Linked DNA regions of Mus musculus: region 1 is linked to region 2. Evidence: chromatin loops called from intact Hi-C (ENCODE). Cell type or tissue: gastrocnemius. All regions are shown on one strand. Each heading gives the region's core, and the rest is flanking DNA. Links, peaks and the distances in the headings are about the cores only. Region 1 overlaps Gm30242 (a long non-coding RNA gene). Region 2 overlaps Klhdc8a (kelch domain containing 8A).

Region 1 (10,388 bases), core at 3,940-6,439, 150 kb after region 2:
CTCTTCCGAAGGTCCTAAATTCAAATCCCACCAACCACGTGGTGACTCACAACCATCCGTAACGAGATCTGGCGCCCTCTTCTGGAGTGTCTGAAGACGGCTACAGTATACTTATAATAAATAAATGAATGTTAAAAAGGAAGGAAGGAAGGAAGGAAGGAAGGAAGGAAGGAAGGAAGGAAGGAAGGAAAACCTTATCTGGGCAGTGGTAGCGCATGCTTTTAATCCCAGCACTTGGGAGACAGAGAGGCAGGAAGATTTCTGAGTTTGAGGCCAGCCTGGTCTACAGAGTGAGTTCCAGGACAGCCAGGGCTACACAGAGAAAACCCTGTCTCAAAAACTCAAAATAGATAAATAGATATGTAGGTAGATGGATAGATAGTTAGATGGATGAAAGATGGATAGGTGGGTAGATAGATGATAGATAGGTCTATAGATAGATAAGGAATGGACGCCGTTTGGCAATTTCTTTAAAATGTAAGACGTGGAGTTAGCCTATGACCCAGCACTTCCACTCCCATGGAAAACACATGTTTAAACAAGCAGTTGCACACACATGGTCACTGGAGTAGAATGTGTAATAATCAAAATGTAGAAATGATGTCCATGAGTTTATACATTAATACAGGGTAACAAAATGAACAAAGGGTGCATGCTCGAGCAAGCCGCTCCTGTGAGTCTCTGCCTCTTGGGGTCCTTTGGTCCAATCCACAGTTCCAGCTATTGTGGTTACAGGCTGAGAGAAGAAAACAGAGGTTTAGCCTTAGCTGTTTTCTAAGCAGGTATGGGCAGGTATGAGCAGGAGAACAACTGCCCTCACTTGAAATCAAACACTCCGTATCTTTCTTGACCATTCACAAAGAAACCCCTCCGATCCTTCCTGTATCCTGCTTTATCTTTTTTTGTTGTTGTTGTTTTGTTTTGTTTTCTTTTCTTTTTTAGGTTCTGGAGTTGACCTCAGGACTCAAGGCCTCACACATAACTAGACAAGAAGAAACCTAGTTTTCAACTTACTCAGAACACAGTCCCCATGAGACTGTGCTATTATCCTCCCAGGAGGTGCACCAGGAGCCCCTGCCCTACCCGAGCTTACCCAAGGATCTCTTGAGCTTCCAGACCCGAGAGCAGGCAGCCTCTTTGTGCTCCAGGAAGCCAAGAAGCACAGTGTGACTGGAGACTGAGCCCTGAGCCAGCTGGGACACTGAAGGGCCTCTCCACTTCCCTGCCTCTCAGGGGGCCGGCTCTGCAGCACTCCATATTCTGCCCTCAAGGCACAACCACCCTCTTTTCTTTATTGTGGCAACTACCAGGTGTACCCTGTCTTTCCTGAAGCCTCAGAATTCCTAAGGTAGCCTTTTTTGGTACTTAACTGGCAGGCTGCCCTCCTCCGAGAAGGGCCATGCGGATTGTCCCTTTTCTGTCCCAGGTCCAGAAGCTCGGTGGTGGGCCAGTCAATCCTCTAGGCTGGCTCCACTCTCCTTCCTGGAACACCTGCTTCAGAGGATACACCTACCCTGCCCTTCCCTGCCAGATGGCCTGGCATTGCCCTTGCCAGCTCCCTGTGACTTGCAGAGGACCCCTGCCCACTCCTGGAGAGCCAGGGTGCAATGACTTCAGCCAACACTTATACTGATCGTTTAAAGTCATTCAACAAGTATTTCGGGCCAGCCTGCTCTGAGCGAAGTTCCATGCCACTCCCTGGGGCATGAAGAAGATTGAAGACATCAAACTATATCCTAATGCTCTAGAGCCTTGAGACAGGAAGACAAGACTCACAGCATGCAATGTAGCAAAAGCAAGTGCAGGTCCCATTAAACAGAGCTAGTTACCCACAGGCAGGCTCTACTGGGCAATACCGCAGCTCAGAGAGGTTAGGAGGTTTGTCCACGGTCACATAGTTAGTAAAGGGTGGAAGTGGTATTAAAATGCAGGCTGTCCAGCTTCTGGGCCAAGGTTTATAAAATGTTTGATCTGTACTAGGTGAACACAGGGGAGAGGCACAGAGGCAGAGGTTGCAGCTGCTTGGGGGCAACTGGGCAACGCTGGATCTTGGGTTTTGCTTTTCAGATACCTTGAGCAGCTTGATCCTGGCTCTGGACTCTTAGAGCCGGAGCGGCCTGGCAGCCTCACCACGCTACCTTAAGTTAAATCTTGCAGGTCAGGATTGAGCCTTGTCACAGGATGACTACAGAGACAGTCTTAGGCAATGATATCACCACTGAGTGGCAAACAGCCTGCTGTCCTACTCCATTAGGATGTGCACAGTGCAGCTTCCTTCCCTGACACTTGTCCCTCATGACATTTACATGGCGGGGGGGGGGGTGTCAGTGCAGAGGGAGTATTATCCAATATTCTCTTTCTTGCACCTGCTGCCATACCCAGCTCCCCAAATAATGACGCAATAAAATTAGTGCGTGAGGCTAGGAATGAATCTCTGGAGATGTTTGCCTAGCAAGCAGGGGGTTGTGGGCTCCATTGTCAGAAGGGACTGATTATGGTGGCCATGGTAACATAAACATTACTGGGCTGTTCATGGCACAAAAGTGTGAGGATGTTGAGTTGGGATTCCTAGCGCTCGAATGAAAGGCAGGGCACGGCCACCCAGAAGAGAGAGACAGGCAGATCCTACGGGCTTGCTACCAGGGTAGAGAAAAGAATGCCCAAAGTTGATGCCTGGTGTCTCCATGTTCATGGCACACCAGCACACATATGTGCACACACATTCACATATGCACAAAGTTTCTGAAGGATGGGTTAGATGAGGGAAAAGCATGAATGAATGAATCATAGCCCTGCCCCCCACCCCAACTAGTCTAGCAGACATCACCCGTCTCTGGGCTCCTGGCTTGTGTGGCTTAGCTTTAGTTCTGGCTCTAATACCAGCTCAGAAAACACTGTTACATCACGGTGGGAACAGTCCCAAGGATCTCAGGACCCTCTCATGGCCAAAGGAAAATCAGAGCCAGAGCCTCTGGCCACACCAGATTGGCGTTCCTTTCCTTTTGCCCCATCCCACTGCTGGCTGCTCTGCTCAGAAGCCCCAAGGGGAACCTGGAGGCCATGGTGTATAATCCCTTTTTGCTTGGTCCTCACTGCATCCTCAGTGCCCTAAGCAGTGGAGCAGGTACAGAGAGGTGGTGCTCCGATGCTGCAAGCATCCCTGGACTGTAGCTCACAGATCCCTTAGTGCTTGCAAGCACTGTGGTTGCAAGCTGCACTTGCAAGATCCCCTAATGGCTGCAAGGGCAGACAAGACTGAGAACTCTGGGGACCTGGGTCTGAGGCACACAATCTTAGGGGGTGAGGGGAGAGCAAGAAGAATGCAGAGGCCACTGACCAGGGAAGCAGGGCACCATGATGGGGCCAGTAGTATGCAGTGAGCAGAGGAAGGAGACAGAACATGCTGGTCCATAGAGGGAGGAGTGACAGGGGAGGGAGGAAGAAGAGGACTGAGCACAGAGCAAGGAGGAAGCAGGAGAGGTAGTGAAGCTGGAGCTAGGAACGCACACATAGAAAAGCCCGGTATTCCTCCCAGCAGGTCTGAGACCTATTTTGTCAAGTTCTGATTTTGCTAATGAGGAACAGCAACTAATGAGACTCGCTTTCTCTAGATATGAAGTGGGCTTGCCCAGCTATGAATCTGCAGGGTGGGTTTGAACCTAAGGCGTCTGGCTTTAGCACCTAACCCCACAGTGTGCTACCTAGGCAGGCAGAAGGCAAAGGACAGAATCCCTTTAGCCTGCCATCCCCCAGGGACAGGAGCAGTCAGGGGAGACAGGAGGCCTTTGCTGAGAGCAAGGCAAGGGGAGCTGCTGGGGTGGATTTGAGAAAACTGAGAGGTAAACTTGGCAAACTGTGGAGCTGGCAGGGACTGCTGAGCTGGGAAGAGGGAGGGGCGAGGGGGAATTTGCCTGTTCCTGGCAGGGTGCTTAGAGGAGGGTGTGTCACCAGCCAGGCAGGCTGCAGGAACAGAGAAAGGTCTTCAGGAGGTCACTGGGTTCAGCCTGGGACATTATTACCCTGTAGGTCACCCAGATAATAGAGATGCTACCTCATGCTCCCCGGTACCTCCCTCCCTGTCTCATTCTCCTCCCCCACCCCCATCCCCATCCCCTGTTCCTTCACAGCAGAACCACCATTTCTTGAAGAACCCTGAATTTCCCAGACCCTCTGCTCCTGGTGTGGCGTCCTCCCTCCCCGCCCTCCTGCAACATGTGTCTCCTCTGGAGGAGCAAGATAGACCCTCCACCAAATTCCTGCCAGCCCCTGAGCTCTTCAGAGGCTCTTCAGAGTAAAGATGTTGCTTTCCAAGGTTTTCTCTGATACTGTGGGATGCATTCTCTTCCATGTAACAAGATCATGGAGTGAGACTCTAGCCCCAGAGTGAACATGCGGCAGGCTGAAGGAGATTCCGTGGGGATCTGCAACAGGAGTTGCAAAGCAGCCAACCGACAAGTCCCATGTTGGTGCTTGGATAGGGGAAGCTGGGAATGTGGAGTCTGGGGTGGAGGGGTGTGGGGGATGTGACAGGCAGCACTTTGAACTGAGAGAGTTTTCCTCTGAGAACAAATAGCCTAGACTCTCCTGACTGGCTCGCCATCCTGTATGGCAAAGAGCCCACAGGGCCCAGAACATCACAGCCCCGCAGTGGGCGCCCTTGTTTCAGTGAGGTGTTTCAGTATACTCTGAGCTAAAGTGGCTGGTTCCTGGAGCTGTTCTCTCTACTTTCCTTACCTGTCAGGCCATGCCAGGCATCTACCTGTGGGGAAGCCCCGCTGCCTTGCAGCGGTGTGTTCTCAGCAGTCAGGCACTACACCACAATGCCGAGCTGTCTAGAAGAGCCTACTCCTCATGGCAGCTGTGTGCCCTGGTGCCTGCTACCTCTGGAACTGCACCTTCTGGCCTGCCTCCCTCTTGCCGATCTCCCTCGCCCAACAGGTCATCCTCAGGATCCCTACAGCCCTATCAACAAGGATGGGTTGGTGGGAGGGAGGCAGGATATTCTCTGAAGAGAGAATGGAGTTAGATTTATGCCAAACGGTCCGGTGTTGGGGTGTGAGTAAAGCGTCCTTTATATGATATAGACCTGTGCAGGGACCATTTACCTTCATGGTTCCCGTCAGTCTGTTCTGCAAGGCAGAAACAGAGAAAAGGCAAGAAGGAGACCTGCCTCGACGCAGTGGGAAGCTCTGCATTAGCCTGGTCCTTGGCAGGCTGTGAGCTGATCAAAGGGCACGGTTGTAAACAGCAGGGGAGGGCATCTCTTCCCAGGTCGGGAATCCTGCAGACCTCCGAGCAGCCAGCAGGGCCTTCCTGCCCTCTAGTGGCCGAGCCTGGAAGTACATTCACCTCACAAGCCGCTGAGCTGCTGGTATCTTTCAGAAGTGTCAACAAACCTTCAAGGTCTGCCATTATCTTTCCCTGTGCTGATAGAGATCTTAAGAGTTAGAGGTATATACTTGCCTTCGTAGTGGTGGATCAGGCTGTGGGAAACAGGACTGGGAAGATTCGGGTTCTTAAGTGGGGAATGTTTTTATTGTGGCAGAATCTAGGAAGGCTCTTGGAGAGGCCACTGCTCCTGTGTCCCCACCTCCATCAGAAGCTCAAGGTCCCCCTTCTTTCCAGGGCCCACCACCCTTTTCTTCTAGGGTAAAGGACTGCAAGCTTTGAGGTCAGGGGACAAATAATAAATGCTCTAAACCTGTGAGCCCTGTGTTGGAACTACCCACCTCTGTCCACCGGTGTAGCAGGAATTAGTCAAGGACAAAGCCTAACGGCATGGCTGTGTGCCAATAAAACTTTATTAACTGACGTTGAAATTGGAGCCTCGTATTATTTCAGTCATTACAAAAAAAATTATCTCTTATACCTTTTTTTTTTTTTTTTTGGTTTTTCGAGACAGGGTTTCTCTGTATAACCCTGGCTGTCCTGGAACTCACTTTGTAGACCAGGCTGGCCTTGAACTCAGAAATCCGCCTGCCTCTGCCTCCTGAGTGCTGGGATTAAAGGCGTGCACCACCATGCCCGGCTTCTTATATCTTTTTCAAGCATTTTTTTTTAAATGAAAAACTTTGTCCAGAGCCGTGAGTTCTGTTAAGTATCTGATAAAGCTGTTGCATCCTGTGTCACTCCAGGGACCCCTGAACCAAACAGAGATGGAAGTGAGAGCCCAAGGTTTTTGGAGCGGCTGAGCACTTAGAACCCAAAGAAAAAGTGTAACTGCTCTTAGCTTGCAGGCGAACAAAAACCTGGAAGCTGGGTGAAACCCCCAAACTTTGCTCTAAGATGTGGGAGTCTCCACCAAATTCATTCATGTTCAGCTCCTGTCTGACTGCTCCTTTTCAGTCCCTTTTCGTTGTTCTGTTTCTTCGTGGTCCTGCCCACCACTCTGTCTTCTCTTCGTGGGACCTAATTCATTTCTAGTTTCCACTCTTGGGAGCCTCAGGCCACACCTCAGCCGTAGAGCCTGTGCCCAACTACTCCGAAAACCTTGGGCTCTCACCTCCATCTCTGTTTGGTTTAGGGGTCTCTGGAGCGACACAGGATGCTAGAGAAAGCAACAGTTTTATCACCTCTCTGGTTTGGATCTTAACCCTGCTTCACCACCAGTCTGAGCAGGGTCTGTATCATTTCCCTCTGGGGAACTCTGGGTGTGATAAATATGCAGCCCCCTGGCCAAGTCTACACTCAGAAGCATGCTACTTGACGGTGTGTGTGGGGGGGGAGTTATGGGGTGCTGAAGGGGTAGAGCCTTTTGCACTGGGATTTACCAACCTGGATCTCAGAAGAGAAGGAGGCTTGGGAGTCAAATAGTCCTATGACACCAGAAATGGTCCCATAGCTAAGGAGAAAGGATGACGTCACATAGAGAAAACTCTAAAAAAATGCCCCAAGACCGATCTTACTCTCTACAACCAGCAGGTGGCAGCAGAGGCCATGGAGCAGCGTTCTCCGGGCCTGAGAAGGGATGCTGTTGTTTACTTCCTATTCGGGCAACTGTGTCCTACAAGGCAGGAAAGGGGACACTAAGTCAGAAGGAAGTGGTTGTTCTAGTGCTTTTCAACTAAAAACTTACTGGATAGGATCAATTGGTATATGGATGAGAACACTGAGGTAGAATCTCAAAGCCGCAATCCTTGGCTCCCCTCCCCCACCCCCCCAAACACACACACACATCCAGGTCCCTGGGTCCAAATCTCAAATGGATGGGCTACTAGCTATGGAGCCTTGTGTTCACGTTTCAGTCTTAGAGACAGAGCCAGGCATAGTGGAGCATGTGGGTGACCCCAACGCTAGGGAGATTGAAGAAGCAGGAGGATTTTGAGTTTATAGGCCAGCCTGAGAATTTCTAATTAATTAACTAATTATGAAATATATGGATATGTCTGATATATGAACAATTGAATATATATATGGACAATGCTGATTATTGGTATTTAGTCTAAGCTCCACCCCCACGGTTACCTGACTCATTATAAAAGGGGCTCTGCTTGTCCCCTCCTCTCTCTCTTGCTCTTTTTTTTCTTAAAGATTTATTTACTTATTATTATGTCTAAGTACACTATAGCTGTCTTCAGACACACCAGAAAGGCCATCAGATCCTATTACAGATGGTTGTGAGCCATGATGTGGTTGCTGGGATTTGAACTCAGGACCTTGGGAAAAGCAGTCAGTGCTCTTAAACGCTGAGCCATCTCTCCAGCCCTCTCTCTTGCTCTCTCTTGCTTTGCTCTCGCTCCTTACCCTCTTTCCCCACTCCCCTCTCTCTCCATGTGCTCATGACCGACCTCTGCTCCTCTTCTTCTCTTCTCTTCTCGTCTCTCTTCTCTCTCTCTCTCTCTCTCTCTCTCTCTCTCTCTCTCTCTCTCTCTCTGCCTTTCTCTCAACTCCCCTCTCTATGTCCTGAATAAACTCTATTCTATACTATAGTGTGGCGTGGCTGGTCCCTCGGGGTGAAGGGATGCCTCAGCATGGGCTCGCAGAAGAACCCCTTCCCCCCCCCCCTTCCCACACTTCCACCAAACATATCCCTGGTTTCTTTCTTTTTATAAAATACAACACTGGTGGCATTAGCTCATGGGATTGAGAAGTGGGTAAACATGAAAGTATCTGACACTTGGAGAATGCTTAGAAACATTTAAAACAATTAATTTTTTCCACTTTTTTTGTTGTTGTTGGTTTTTGGTTTTTGTTTTTCGAGACAGGGTTTCTCTGTGTAGCCCTGGCTGTCCTGGAACTCACTCTGTAGACCAGGCTGGCCTCGAACTCAGAAATCCACCTGCCTCTGCCTCCCAAGTGCTGGGATTAAAAACATGTGCCACCACCGCCCGGCTGAGAAAGTCTCAGTTGCCCAAGCTGATCTTGGAACTCATTTTATAGCTCGGCAGGCCTTGAACTTGTGACTTTCCTGCCTTGCACCACCAGGTCCAGCATAAGATGATTATCTTTGCCAGGCAGTGGTGGCACACGCCTTTAATCCCAGCACTTAGGAGGCAGAGGCAAGTGGATTTCTGAGTTTGAGGCCAGCCTGGTCTACAGAGTGAGTTCTAGGACAGCCAGGGCTACAACAGAGAAACCCTGTCTCAAAAAAAAAAAAAAAAAAAAAAAAAAAAAAAAAGACTATCTTTTAGGATCATTCCTGAATGGGAGCTTTCAGGTCCCTCATTCCCAGGATCTAAGCCTGGGACTCACCTAAGTGCAGAAGCAGCAGTGTTGCATGCCAGGAGCCTTGAGTTTTGGATAGTGAGGTGGGGTGGTTGGGATAAGGCCGGTGCCTGGCTGGGGTCAGCTCCCCCTCCACCAGCCTCCCCCTCCCAGCACCAGCCTGTTTGAGACCCTTAGGGATGCTCTTTGATCTTACTCCTTCCTAATTCTGTGCCTTGGAGCTAGAAGCTGCCCCCAGGTCTCCTGACCCACGTGCTGCTTTCCAACAGCATCAGATATTCAGACAAGCAAAAAGGACGCGGAGCTTGCTCTGGCCCGAGGAGAGGCTCGATATAGCTCGGAGAGTGGTGACTTCCTGCTCAAGAATTTCCTATCTTGGAGTCCTGAGATTCTCTCTGCCTGACTTTGCAGATTCTCCGGAGGCAACTTGTTCATCTGTCTCCTCTCTCAGCCCTCACAGTGGGTGGCACCAGGAAAAGGGAAAGCTGGCGTTCCAGTGTCCCCTAGACCTAGAAAATTGGTTAAAAAGGAAAGTGGCCCAGTCCCATTCCCCATCCCCACTCTAGCCCTTCCCACCACCATCCCATCCCCCACCCCCACCCTGGTCCTCGGGGCAGTCAGGGTGTTCGGCTTCTCCAGAATAAGGAGGCCAGACTGCCAAATTAGCATCTGCAGGAACCCCTGGGAGCAGAAATCTAAAAACAACTAAACGACAACCGAGGAGGTCAGAGGCCTGGAGCAGTAAAAATCGAGAAAGGCGGTGGTAGGCTAGCCTCCCGTGCGCAGGCCTGCAAACTGGTTCCCGACCTGATGCTTCAGCTCCTCTGTCTGCCCTTCCAGGAGCCCTTGCCACAGTCCCCTGGGACCCGCAGACTGCTCACTCTGAAAGGCGCTTGATCCCTAATCAAGCGGGTGGCATTTGGGGAGATCCTTCTTGATGGCCAGGTACCAGGACTCGAGCTTTGGGTGAAGTCCCTCTCCTTGGATGCATCACTCTGCAGAGTCCAGATGGCCAAAGGCAGATGCACTTCTGTTTGACTCTGATTTCTTATAAGAGCCGGAAGTATGCTGGAGGAGGGCAGAGCCTGTGTTTCGGGGCATCACAAGAGGGAGAGATGGAGCTTTGGTTCCAGCTGGACACCATAATCCTTCTAGGTCCAGGGAACTGAACCCAAAGTGAGACCCAGGATGAGCTATGTCCTGTGGGGGAGACACAGGAAAGAGAAAGCGCAGGGACTTTTGTCCAGTGGTCTGAAGAATTTAGTCAGACGCTGGGGTTAGTCCCAGCACTCAGGAGCCAGAGGCTGGCAGATCTCTGAGTTTGAGACCAGCCTGGTCTAAAGAGTGAGTTCCTGGACAGCCACACACAAGGCCAGTGGAAGATGCTTGGTGTCTTCTATCGACCTCCACCTTATTCCTTTGTTTGTTTGTTTGTTTGTTTGTTTGTTTGTTTGTTTGTTTGTTTTTTGAGACAGGGTTTCTCTGTGTAGCCCTGGCTGTCCTGGAACTTACTCTGTGGACCAGGCTGGCCTTGAACTCAGAAATCCATCTGCCTCCCAAGAGCTGGTATTAAAGGTGTGCACCACCACCACCTTATTCCTTTGAGACAGTGTCTCTCACTGAAATCCAGAGCTAGCCAGAATGCCTGAGGGAATCTCCCTTGTCTCTGCCCCACCCCAACCTCCCCACCCCCCACCCCCGCACTAGGGTTAGAGGCATGTGTG
Region 2 (10,388 bases), core at 5,227-7,726:
CTACTGTTTGTTGCGCTGACCTAAGTTCTAAGCATCCTAGGCATAGTGTCACCAGCTAGAAAGTCGCATAGCTGGAGGTAAATAATCATGATAATCTCCATGTCATGGGTCAGATCATACAACACCTGTGGGGCCCAAATGCATTCTGGAAATACAAGCAAGCTGGAGCTACAAAGGTACAAGCTAAAATTCTAGCAAGTCCTACAAGGAATGTGACAGCCTGTGCTGGCCTTAGCTGGCCTGTCCGGATGAACTCACTCCTCACTAGGAACACTACCATATGATTATGCCCACTGTGCCAATGAGTAAGCTAAGCCACAGAGAGATGAAGTTCCTGTCCCTACAGGGTCACATAGACTGCACCAGAAATGGTGGGCTTATGGCTAGGTAAGGATTCTGGTTTGCTCAGGCTCCTGATGCTCTGTACTCATGTATGAAGCATGTCACATGTCTCCTTCATGAGTTTGCTTTGGGACCAAATGAGATATGAAGTTACCAGATGGATGGTGTCCTCCTATCTTGGGTTTTGGCTAGCCTTCCGTCTTTTGGCCAGTTCTGGCAGAGATCCAATTATGTTTCGGGGAGGCTGTACAACAAGGTCTTAACAGACACTTGAGCTGTTTGATCTGACCCAGGCCAGAGTGAAGATAAGCTCAGAGTTAGTGAGTGACTGTTGAAACTGTCTGGGGCTTGAGAGCTATGCTGGGGGGCACAGGAGAAGCTGGGGAACACAGAAGAAGCTGGGGGACACAGGAGGAACTGAGGGACACAAGAGGAGCTGGAGGACACAGGAGGTGCTGAGGGACACAGGGGGAGCTGGGAAACACAGGGGGAGCTGAGGAACACAGGAAGAGCTGGGAAACACGGGAGAAGCTGGGGGGACACAGGAGAAGCTGGGGGACACAAGAGAAGGCTGTGGAGAGAGGAAATGAAGATGCTCTTAACTATCCCACATACTAAATTTTAAGCTCAATGGTGGGTATCTATTTTTATTTTTATTTTCTATTTTATCCTAAATTCTAGTGGTTCCAGTCAGTGCTTTGCAAGGGGCTCCTCGCCTTCCTGTTAGTGGTAGAACACAGAGATCTTCCTCCTTGTCTGCCCTTTGACCGACATCCTCTTTCTGACCTCTGAGGTTCTGTAACTCTCCTTCTGTGGTATTACAAAACCAGGGTGTCTGCGCTTTAGGCAGGTGTTAAACGCTACAGGATTCCTCTAGTGGGCCCCCCAGATCCCGAGTGCTTTCCATGGGCTCCCTGAGTGGTTCCACCGCAGTAAGTCACCCGGGACCGTTGACGCCTGAGACTGTGTCAGTAAAAATAACTCCTGTCTCTCTAGCTGTCAACACTCCAGTGCACAGAACCTTAATGCCTCTTCACTGAGCCTTGGGTTAGGTGTTGGGTGCATTGGTAGTTGATGCAAATGAGGCAGGAAGCACAACAAGGCTGAGTGGGAGTCAGAGACAGGGCTGGGTGATGTGACTGAGCCTCCTTAAGCCTAATTGCCCTAGTGAAACCCTGAACTTGGAAGTGGCTTTATAGAGAGTTCTAGGCTCCCCAGCAGGTGGGGCTTATCGCAAGGGACACTGCAGCTCAGGGCCCAGTAGCTTCACTTCATATAAATGAGAGAATATGTTCTTCCTGTCAGTTCTGCCTCCATTCCCAGGAGTGACTAGGAAATATATAGAAGGGATATGTGCCTGGATTTGAGGGGCGATGTCTAGTCCCCCCTCTCTGCCTTGTGCCCAGTTGGCTCCTGCTGCCAACACAAGTCCTTGGGCTTCCAAGCTGATCCTGGAATGTTAACCCCAAGCAAAGCACATTCTTTAGCCGGGTCAGCAGCTCCTGGCCCTGGGTAAAGGAAGGTGGGAGCCAGCATTCCTCCGTCGTGGCCCTGAATAACACCGGTACAGTCTGGTATTCGGGGGTGGCTATTGCAAGCTGGATTAAGGAGCCATCATCACCAGAGATCATAAACTGCTGACCTAGAAGTCCTATGAGAGCCTACGCTGTGGGAGCAAGTCCATAAGCAAGGGGATTTGAAGTTCTGCTTAGTTTCTGACCTGGTTCTGTGTCTGTCTTCTGTAGGGAAGAACTGAAGCAAGAAAGCAGGCAGGGGGGCTGGTGAGACACCCGACTGCTCTTCTAAAGGTCCTGAGTTCAAGTCCCAGCAACCACATAGTGGCTCACAACCATCTGTAGTAGGACCTGATGACCTCTTCTGGAGTGTCTGAAGACAGTTGCAGTGTACTTACATATAATAAATAAATAAATCTTTAGAGAGAAAGAAAGAAAGAAAGAAAGAAAGAAAGAAAGAAAGAAAGAAAGGAAGGAAGGAAGGAAGGAAGAAAGAAAGAAAGAAAGAAAGAAAGAAAGAAAGAAAGAAAGAAAAAAGGAAGGGAGAGAGAGAGAAAGAAAGGAAGGAAGGAAGGAAGGAAGGAAGGAAGAAAGAAAGAAAGAAAGAAAGAAAGAAAGAAAGAAAGAAAGAAAGGAAGGAAGGAAGGAAGAAAGAAAGAAAGAAAGAAAGAAAGAAAGAAAGAAAGAAAGAAAGAAAGAGAGAGAGAAAAAAGGAAGGAAGGGAGAGAGAGAAAGAAAGAAAGAAAGAAAGAAAGAAAGAAAGAAAGAAAGAAAGAAAGAAAGAGGGCAGGGTACAGTTTCCTCTCACAGTCAGTGCTTTCTCTGAGCTTCTGAATTTCTGACTTTAATTGCTCTGTGCTATACCTATAGTTCCCACCTGACAGGCTCTCTGGGATGTCCTGGGACACATGGGTTAGTGACAGCATCACAACCTGAAGAGACCTCAGAAAACTGTGGCTAGAGGACTAGAAAAGGAGTGGCTTACATTTGCCACGCACAGAGGGGTGTTCAGGGTGGACGGGACAGGCAGATGGGGAGGGGCTGAGGAGAGAGGGAGTCTGGAGTGCTGAGTGGGAAGGGGCAGGCTGGAAGGATAGCCTTTATGGGGAGCTGAGGCTGGGGCTTTTATGAGGGCTGGGAGGCTGAAGGGAAGGTTGAGTTACTGAGCCTTCAGTCAGATTTATAGCCAAGATCTCCAGAAGGGTGGGGGGAATGCAGTGAAAGTCTGGGCAGAGAGGGTACTAAATATTTCGTGTGGTGATGGGGGTGCAAAGGAAGCCAGTCACTGTGTGAGGGAGAGGGTCTGCCTAGGGTGGAGCCTGCTTCACTAAGGCTCTAGAAGCTCCTGTCCCAGGTCCAACAGGAACAACCTAGAAAGGAAGGCCCCAGTCATCCCCCTTCTTCAAGTCGGGGCTGTGGAGCAGGGGATTCTGGGAACGAGAGTTATATGTCATTGTTTTCTTACATTTGTTTACTTTTGAGATGGAGAAAAGGACCAAATGCTTATTTCCTGTTGAGCAGTAGGCACAATGATTCCAAGTCTTTATCTTGTCCAGGTGAGCGAGCAGGGTGGACCACCCCAAAACGGTGGCCACCTAATCCAAGGTTAACCAGAAGAAAAGCTTCACGAACCCAGGGAGCCCCCACAAACTCCAAGGCCACTGGCGGCCAGCCTGGAGTCCAACCTGGCTGTTCCTTATGGCATAGGCAAACAAGAAGGCAAATTTTAACTCTCCACAGCCTTCAGACCCTGCATGCACCAAATGTCCAGACACTTCTCTGTCTCTATCCATCCTCCCGAAGACCCTCTGAGTCATCTGTGAGTTATTTCCTCTTGGAAGGATGGAGGTAGTGTGCGCGCGCGTGAATACACACACACACACACACACACACACACACACACACACACACACACAAGCTGTCTATGCAAGAGAAGAGGTCTTGTCAAATTGGGGTTAGGGTGGGGCTTAGGCACTGGGTCCTTCTTGGCTCATCCCCAGGGAAAGCCATCTGAAAGGACAATCTGCTGTTCACTTATCCGTACTCTGCTGCAGCCTGTGCTGGCACTGTGCAGGGTATCAGCCAGGTACTAGGCAGAGAGGGCAAATGAGGAAGGTCGGGTAGTCCCTCCATGGTGGAGCTCGGCAGCTTTCTCAGGAGTCAGAGTACAGAATACCTTTAGGCCTGATTCCTCACTGGTAACACAGAAGGATCTCAGCCCAAGTGTGTTTCTAAAAGTTCCTCTAGCCCCAGTGGCAAACTGTGGTATGGAATCATTAGGGGGAGAAGTGATGATACAGAGGGGACAGGGCAGGGCAGGGCAACAGATGACCCTGACTTGGCAAGAAGCACAGAACGCTGTAGCCGTCCATCCTTCAAATGATAAAGATTCTGGGTGTGGAGACATGGCCAAATGGTTGAATTGAAAGGATTCTGAGCTAGGCGTGGTGGCCGGCCTATGCCTTTAATCCCAATGCTTAGAAAGCAGAAGCAAGTAGATCTCTATGGGTTCAAAGCTAGCCTGGTCTACATAGCAAGTTCCAGGCTAGTGGAGGTGGGGGCTACACAGTAAGACCATGTCTCAAACAAAAACAAACAAACAAACAAAAAACCGGGGGGATGGGGTGGGGATGGGAGGTAATTTTAAGTCTGGCCACAGCGGACAATTGAGAGCAAGTGTACATGAGTTACATGAGTGTGAAATCAAAGCTATGGGCATGACAGATGTCCATAAGGGGGCGTGTATGATGTGTTTGTAAAGATGTGCTTGAGTGTGGGTGGCCATTTGCATGAAAAGTGTGCACAGGGAGGCATGTCTGAATGAGAGGGTGGATGGTGAGTACGCGTGTAAGGGGAGCAGGGTGCAAGTGTGAGCGAGAAAGGAGAGTAGAGTACAGGCAGTGTAGATGTTGGGGAGGGGGGTTCTGGGGGCAGTGCCAGGAACTGGCTTAAGGCAGTCAAGGCACATAGACTGCATGTCTGCAGTGTTCACTCTCAAGAGTCTGTAGGAGCTGGATTATAAGCATTTTGTTCCATAGAACACACGAGGGCCCTGGGGCTTCTGAAAGGCAGGTACACAGCTGCCCATGCAGCCCAAGTAGCTTTAGCGTTTGAGAAACAAGTCATTGAAACAAAGAGGATCATAGCACAAGAGGAGCACAACTTTTCTCGGCATCAGTGTAGGGCACTCAGGGAATCCAGCTCTGGCCGCCGGCTGGCTCTCCCCCCTTCCCTGGGGACCGTGCCTCCTTCCACTGGCACTGTGATGGGGAAGGAATAAGGCCGGAGACCCACCACCAGAACATGGTCCAAGCTTTCCACTCTAAGCCTCAGCTCCCCTCAGGGTCAGCTCAGACCTTGCCTTGCCTTGGGCTCTTCCAGTCAGTGCAGGAAAAGTGTTGCTCTTGCGCTTTTCTCGGGAGGCCCGGCTCTAACCATGGGCTTGATGCAGGAGTTCAGGAGTCAGAAAATTCTTGTTTTCCCTGCCCTGCTCATTGAACTTGGTGTGATGGTGACCTTCATTTGCTCTTAATTTCCTGCATGCATGAAGTCTAGACTCTTCCACAAGGCATGTAGAGATTTTGTTGTGGATCTGCTGGCCTGCATTACAGTCTCATGTCCCCAGAAATGCCTCTGCATTCTTCCACATGCTCTCCCCAATATTTAAATCCTTTCAGTAGTCCTGATTTTGAGGGGATGGGGTGAGTCGGGGTCTCTCCATGTAGCTCTGACTGTCCTGGAATTTACTATGTACACCAGGCTGGCCTCAAACTTACAGAGATCCCCCTGCCTCTGAGTGTTGGAACTAAAAGTAAGCATCGTGTCCAGTTTCTGACTCTGGAAGTCTGAGTCTCATTATGTTGCCCAGCTGGGCATCAACCCCCTCCTGTGCTCAGCGCTGACCAGGGTACTGAAGCAGGTACTGTACCACCTTGTGAGACAGACTGGGAACTCAGGAGGGTAAGGGACCTTCTGAAGGGTGTGGTGAGGGGAGGCCTGTGGCAACTGGATGTGTGAGGCCTGAGGCAGGTCGTTGGCTGTGCTCCCTCTGAGATGTGAGGCATATAGAACCACACGTTTTAACACAGACATCAAGGGCTTCCCTCACCCCTCACTGAGGTATCCCTAGTCTTCCCACAATGGACCTTGGGCAGGGGTGACCCTAACAGATACCAGCTCCAGCTTTAAATTGCTCTGATAAGGTCAATATCTAATTCAACCTCATAGAACCTGCTGGGCCTCTAAGGTTCCAACTATCTTAAAAGGATCCAATTCTATCCTCAGATGTGGTATGGCTTGGCTCCTCTTGGGTTGGGAATGATATGGGCAGGACAGAAGTAGAGGTTGGAAAGGGAGAGGGAGCTTGCTCTGAGAAGCCACCTGTCCTCTGTAGCTCCCCGACTCTTTTTTTTCTAATGGTTAGTTCAGGGGTACTTAACGGTATTGGATCCATAAGCAATGGAGGTTTCTTTTGTGGTCTGTTCATTAGAGGCCACAATCTTCCGCTTCACCTCAGTGAGGAAAAAACTGCTAGGCCAGCAGGTGGCAGTGTCCTCCTGGCACCCAAAGATAAAGCCAACAACCCACCTCCCTTCATGATCCAGGTTTCACTAGGTCCTTGAAGATCCAGCGGGGAGTATGACCCCTACCACCACCAGAAAGAAGGGCCTCTGACCCCTGAAACCCTGATAGGCTATCCTCCAGCTCTGGCTCCTTGGGAGGCAATTAATCACCTGAGCCCTGCCTCTTCCACAGCCTGGGGGTCAGGGGTGGGGGCTGGGGAGTCATTATTCTTGGTGTCCTCAGGGCTAACTCAGAGCTAGTTCAGTTTGCTTTCTGTGCTGAGGATGGGACTCAGGTCCCTGAGCATGCTGGGTAAGTGCTCTTCCCCAAGCTAGATCCTAATCCAATATGAATGACTGGGAAGTAGCACAAAGAGCTGCTGTGTAGGCCAAAGGGAAGGCACATCCATCCATCCTTCTGACCCCCTTATGGCCACCCAATTGCTTTTAAGTCAATTAACAGGTCTTTCATCTTTTGCCTAAAATGAGCTTCAGCAGAATTGATCAAGGTTAGACATGGGTATAACCTAGAAAAGATTGAATGGTCACAACCTTGGCCAAACATATGTGTGCGTACCAAGAGAAGGAAAAACTGGTTGGTTTTCTCTTTGAGCTCTTTGAGAGTGGGACAGCTGTGGCCTAGGGAAGGTAGCACTCTTCAAGAGCAGGTGGCCAATGGGTCCCTCTTTCTCGGGAGAACACGGTGGGAGATGATCTCATGGGGTTTTCTATCTACAAACCAGGACCCTCCTGCCTTGTCTCCAGGGTCCAAAGAAGACAGGGATAAAGATGCCAATTGTTGTGCTGCTGTTATTAACCGGAGTGCAATTAATCCACCCTTTGTGGATTTGGAAGCCACAGTGTATGTAAATGAGACAGTTTCACGCAGAAACACTCTGAGAGCTGTTGGGACACAGAGTGGCCAGGCCTCAGGTCAGGAGAAGGTGGCAGAAGGCAGAATACAGAAGATATTGACACTCCATCATCACATGCCCAACTGGGACCTGAGAGGAAGAGTCTCTTCTGCCAAAGCTGTTGGCCTGGTGTGTGAGCCCCCAGCTTCCTTCCTACACAACTGCCCTAGCTTCAAGTGCAATTCCTGATAGGTAGGTGAGATCTGGGGCAGGTCTACAGTTGACTTCTATATGGGGAATGGATGTCAACCAAAGAGAAACAAGGGATTGGGGGTGCCCTGTTCTTCATTAGTTTATCTCTCACGACACTCAAACTACCTCAGAGATGGGGAAGGACAACAAGGATCTCCCTCTGGGTGGCAATGCCCTCCACCTCACGAGGTAGACGAGAGGAGGGAACTTTGCCCTGCTGTGTCTGAGCACTGAGTGAAGCTTCTCCCCAGTCCACAGCCCAGCACTGACTGACTGGCGGAGTCAGCTCTGCTTTCTGAGAGTGCAGGGTTAGAGAGAGGTCACTGAGAGCCCCAGGGCTTGACCTCTCTGTCTCTTCACAGGAGTAGGAGCCTGAGGAAGTAGTCCAAACTGCTTTGATGAGACCATTCCTCATGTCAGGATTGGAGTGATGCTGACCAGGCAAAGGTGCTGCTCCGGCCAGCTAGGAGTCAGAGACAAACAGTGCCTCTACCGCATCGCTCAGTCCCTGGCTGACACCCCCCACAGCCAGGAGGCAGTTCTTGAAGACAATGCTGGAGCAGGCACAGCGGGGCGTGGGCATGGGGGGGAGTGCCTCCCACTTGTTCTTCTCAGGGTGGAATGCTTCTGCTGTCTCCAGGACAGTGGGCTGGTTTCCTGAAAGCAACAGGGGAATCAGACCTTAGACCAAGGAGCCCAGCCACCAAGCCATGTCCCACAGTGACCATCTCCCAACCCAGAAGCAAAAACTTTGTCCCTTGTCCCTTCTTTTCCTTTTCATCTTAAAAATAGAATTGTTTTTTCCTGTCTTAGATATCAGAAGTTTTTAGAATACTTACTCCTGATTTTACACACACACACACAGCTTCCCTCATAATCTAGCCCATATAGTTGTTCATGAATGAGTATGTCTACACTGAGTAAACTCTGGTTGTTCACACACACACACACACACTGCCTTTATCACTGTGTCCTAAAGACTTCAGTGTGCCTCTAAGTCCCAGACTTTCCTTCAAAATAGCGGCAGCCTTTGAGAGGGCTCAAACCCAGAATTAGGAGCATCTATTTGATCACATGCTTTGCTATCCTAAAAGAGCTGGATGTCCACAATGGCGTTAGGTCAAGGAAAGATGAAGACTTTCCCTTTGTCTCTATCTATCCCCAGAAAGGGACTCAGGGACCTGGGTGCAGCCCAGGAGCTCATGTGTCCCTTATGATTTATAGCTCTCCATCTTCCTATTTCCAAATTGAAAGAACATATATGGGGCCCATGGAAAGGTCAAGTCCAGACCACACTGAATTCTTTGGAGTAACTCAGTGGGAGGTACGCATGGAGTCAGTACCATCCGTTGCTCCAGTGCAGTGCCAAGGACCTCCCAAGTCCCAGGGCCACAACACAGCACAGTGGAGATGCTCCATCCTTACCAAGGCCCCCAGCCACTATGACCCTTCCACTCAGACCACCAGCCACAAAGTCTGCCCGGCGTTTCTTGAGGAAGAATGAGCGTTCCATCTTCAGCCATCCCCCTGCAAGCCGCGCATAATGACAGGACAGAGAAAGAGGATTAGGCGCTAATGTTCTCTAACAAATACAGATGAATCCCATGTGGCTCTCACCCTGGTGGCCGCGCCCCTTCCATTCACCCTGGCATCCAGGGTGCAGGGAGCATGCCCTGTTGATTGAAATGACACCCTCTACCACTTGGGTCTTCTCGGGTGCTTGTCCCAGTCTAAAATACAGACTTCCCGTGAGCCCCCTGTTCTATTTAGATTTCCCACAGGAATCTGATTAAAGACAATGAGAGGAGTAATCAAGATTCCTGATTCTCCATCAGCAAAGGAAGAGGCCCTCCCTAAGCTGGTCCTGCACAAATACTGGGGATGGAGAGGAAAGGCCATAGTGAAAACAGACAAGCAGGCCAAAGGAGCCTTGAAAAGAATCTGACTCCAAGCATAGCCGTAAGTTAGGAAGGATGCTCAGACTTCAGAGAAGGCTGCCTGGATATGTAAGCAGCCAGCCCCAGGGAGACTGTCCTGATGGGGAAAGTGGGGACCAGTCAGAAGAGAGCAAGGAGCCAAGGGAATGGGGACCCAGCTCACCCTGTTCCATGTCGAACACATCCATTGTCCGGAGGAACTTGGGCTGCCGGTACAGACGGCCCTGGCGCAGGCCTCCTAGGCTGTATAAGTGGTTGTCCAGGGTCACAAAGCTGGAGAAAGCCCGTTTACAGGGAATGTTGGGGAACTTGGTCCAGGACCGAGACTCTATATCAAAGACCTCGAAGGCATTGACTGCATACTTAGATTGTCGTCCCCCTGGAGGTGGGGAGGTGGGGCAGGGTAGAGAGTAGAGGGTGAATTAAAAAAAAAAAAAAAAAAAGCAGTTCCTGAGAACAGAGAGGACTGGGCTTGCTCTTCTGTTATTCAGTCCTTTGAAAGACTCCTCAAGGCTAGGGCAATGTGATTATCCCCCATGGCCATGAAATGCTCAGGCTGTTGGCATCCCTTTCCAGGGAACTCACCCAAGGGAACAAGGAGAGGAGATGAACAAGTAGCTTGTCCTTACCCAGCACATAGATCTTGGAGCCCCGGAGGAAGGAGGTGGCAGCGTATCTTGGGGTGGGCATGGGAGCTAGTGACACCCACATGTCCTTCAGCATGTCATAGTGTTGCAAGTAGTTGTGTGGACGTAGGTCCAGGCCCATCCCTCCTGCGGCATACACTCGATAATCTAAGAAAAAGACCACAGAGAGACATGGCTCAGTTCCCCCGGCACTCAGAGACAGGCCCGGCGGCATCCACCATCTTTCAGAGGTCATGACAAGTTCCCAGCCTTTGCTCGGCTAGTGAATTGCAGCTGTTTG

What was found. Peaks named below come from ENCODE experiments on the same cell type or tissue, not always from the same donor. Only the 100,000 strongest peaks of a DNase experiment are listed, where the experiment ranks them.
Region 1: it touches region 2 in a loop (5-fold over the local background); 19 of 42 quality-filtered maps call a loop at or near these places.

Annotation. Positions count from the first base shown.
Region 1 is chr1:132,152,483-132,162,870 of GRCm38, reverse strand. It overlaps Gm30242 (a long non-coding RNA gene), which reads right to left. Exons shown (of 3, transcript XR_387381.4): 2 at 9,546-9,749; 3 at 8,729-9,173. Among named protein-coding and RNA genes, the nearest start is that of Gm30242, 7.1 kb to the right of the region's middle. In gastrocnemius, for the core only: a CTCF peak has its summit at 5,318 (motif pointing left); DNase peaks (open chromatin) are centred at 4,789 and 5,303; H3K27ac peaks cover 414 bases.
Region 2 is chr1:132,302,392-132,312,779 of GRCm38, reverse strand. It overlaps Klhdc8a (kelch domain containing 8A), which reads right to left. Exons shown (of 5, transcript NM_144810.5): 2 at 10,091-10,255; 3 at 9,625-9,840; 4 at 8,950-9,051; 5 at 5,423-8,181. The coding sequence ends at 7,988. Among named protein-coding and RNA genes, the nearest start is that of Nuak2, 8.5 kb to the left of the region's middle. In gastrocnemius, for the core only: a CTCF peak has its summit at 6,392 (motif pointing right); a DNase peak (open chromatin) is centred at 6,410.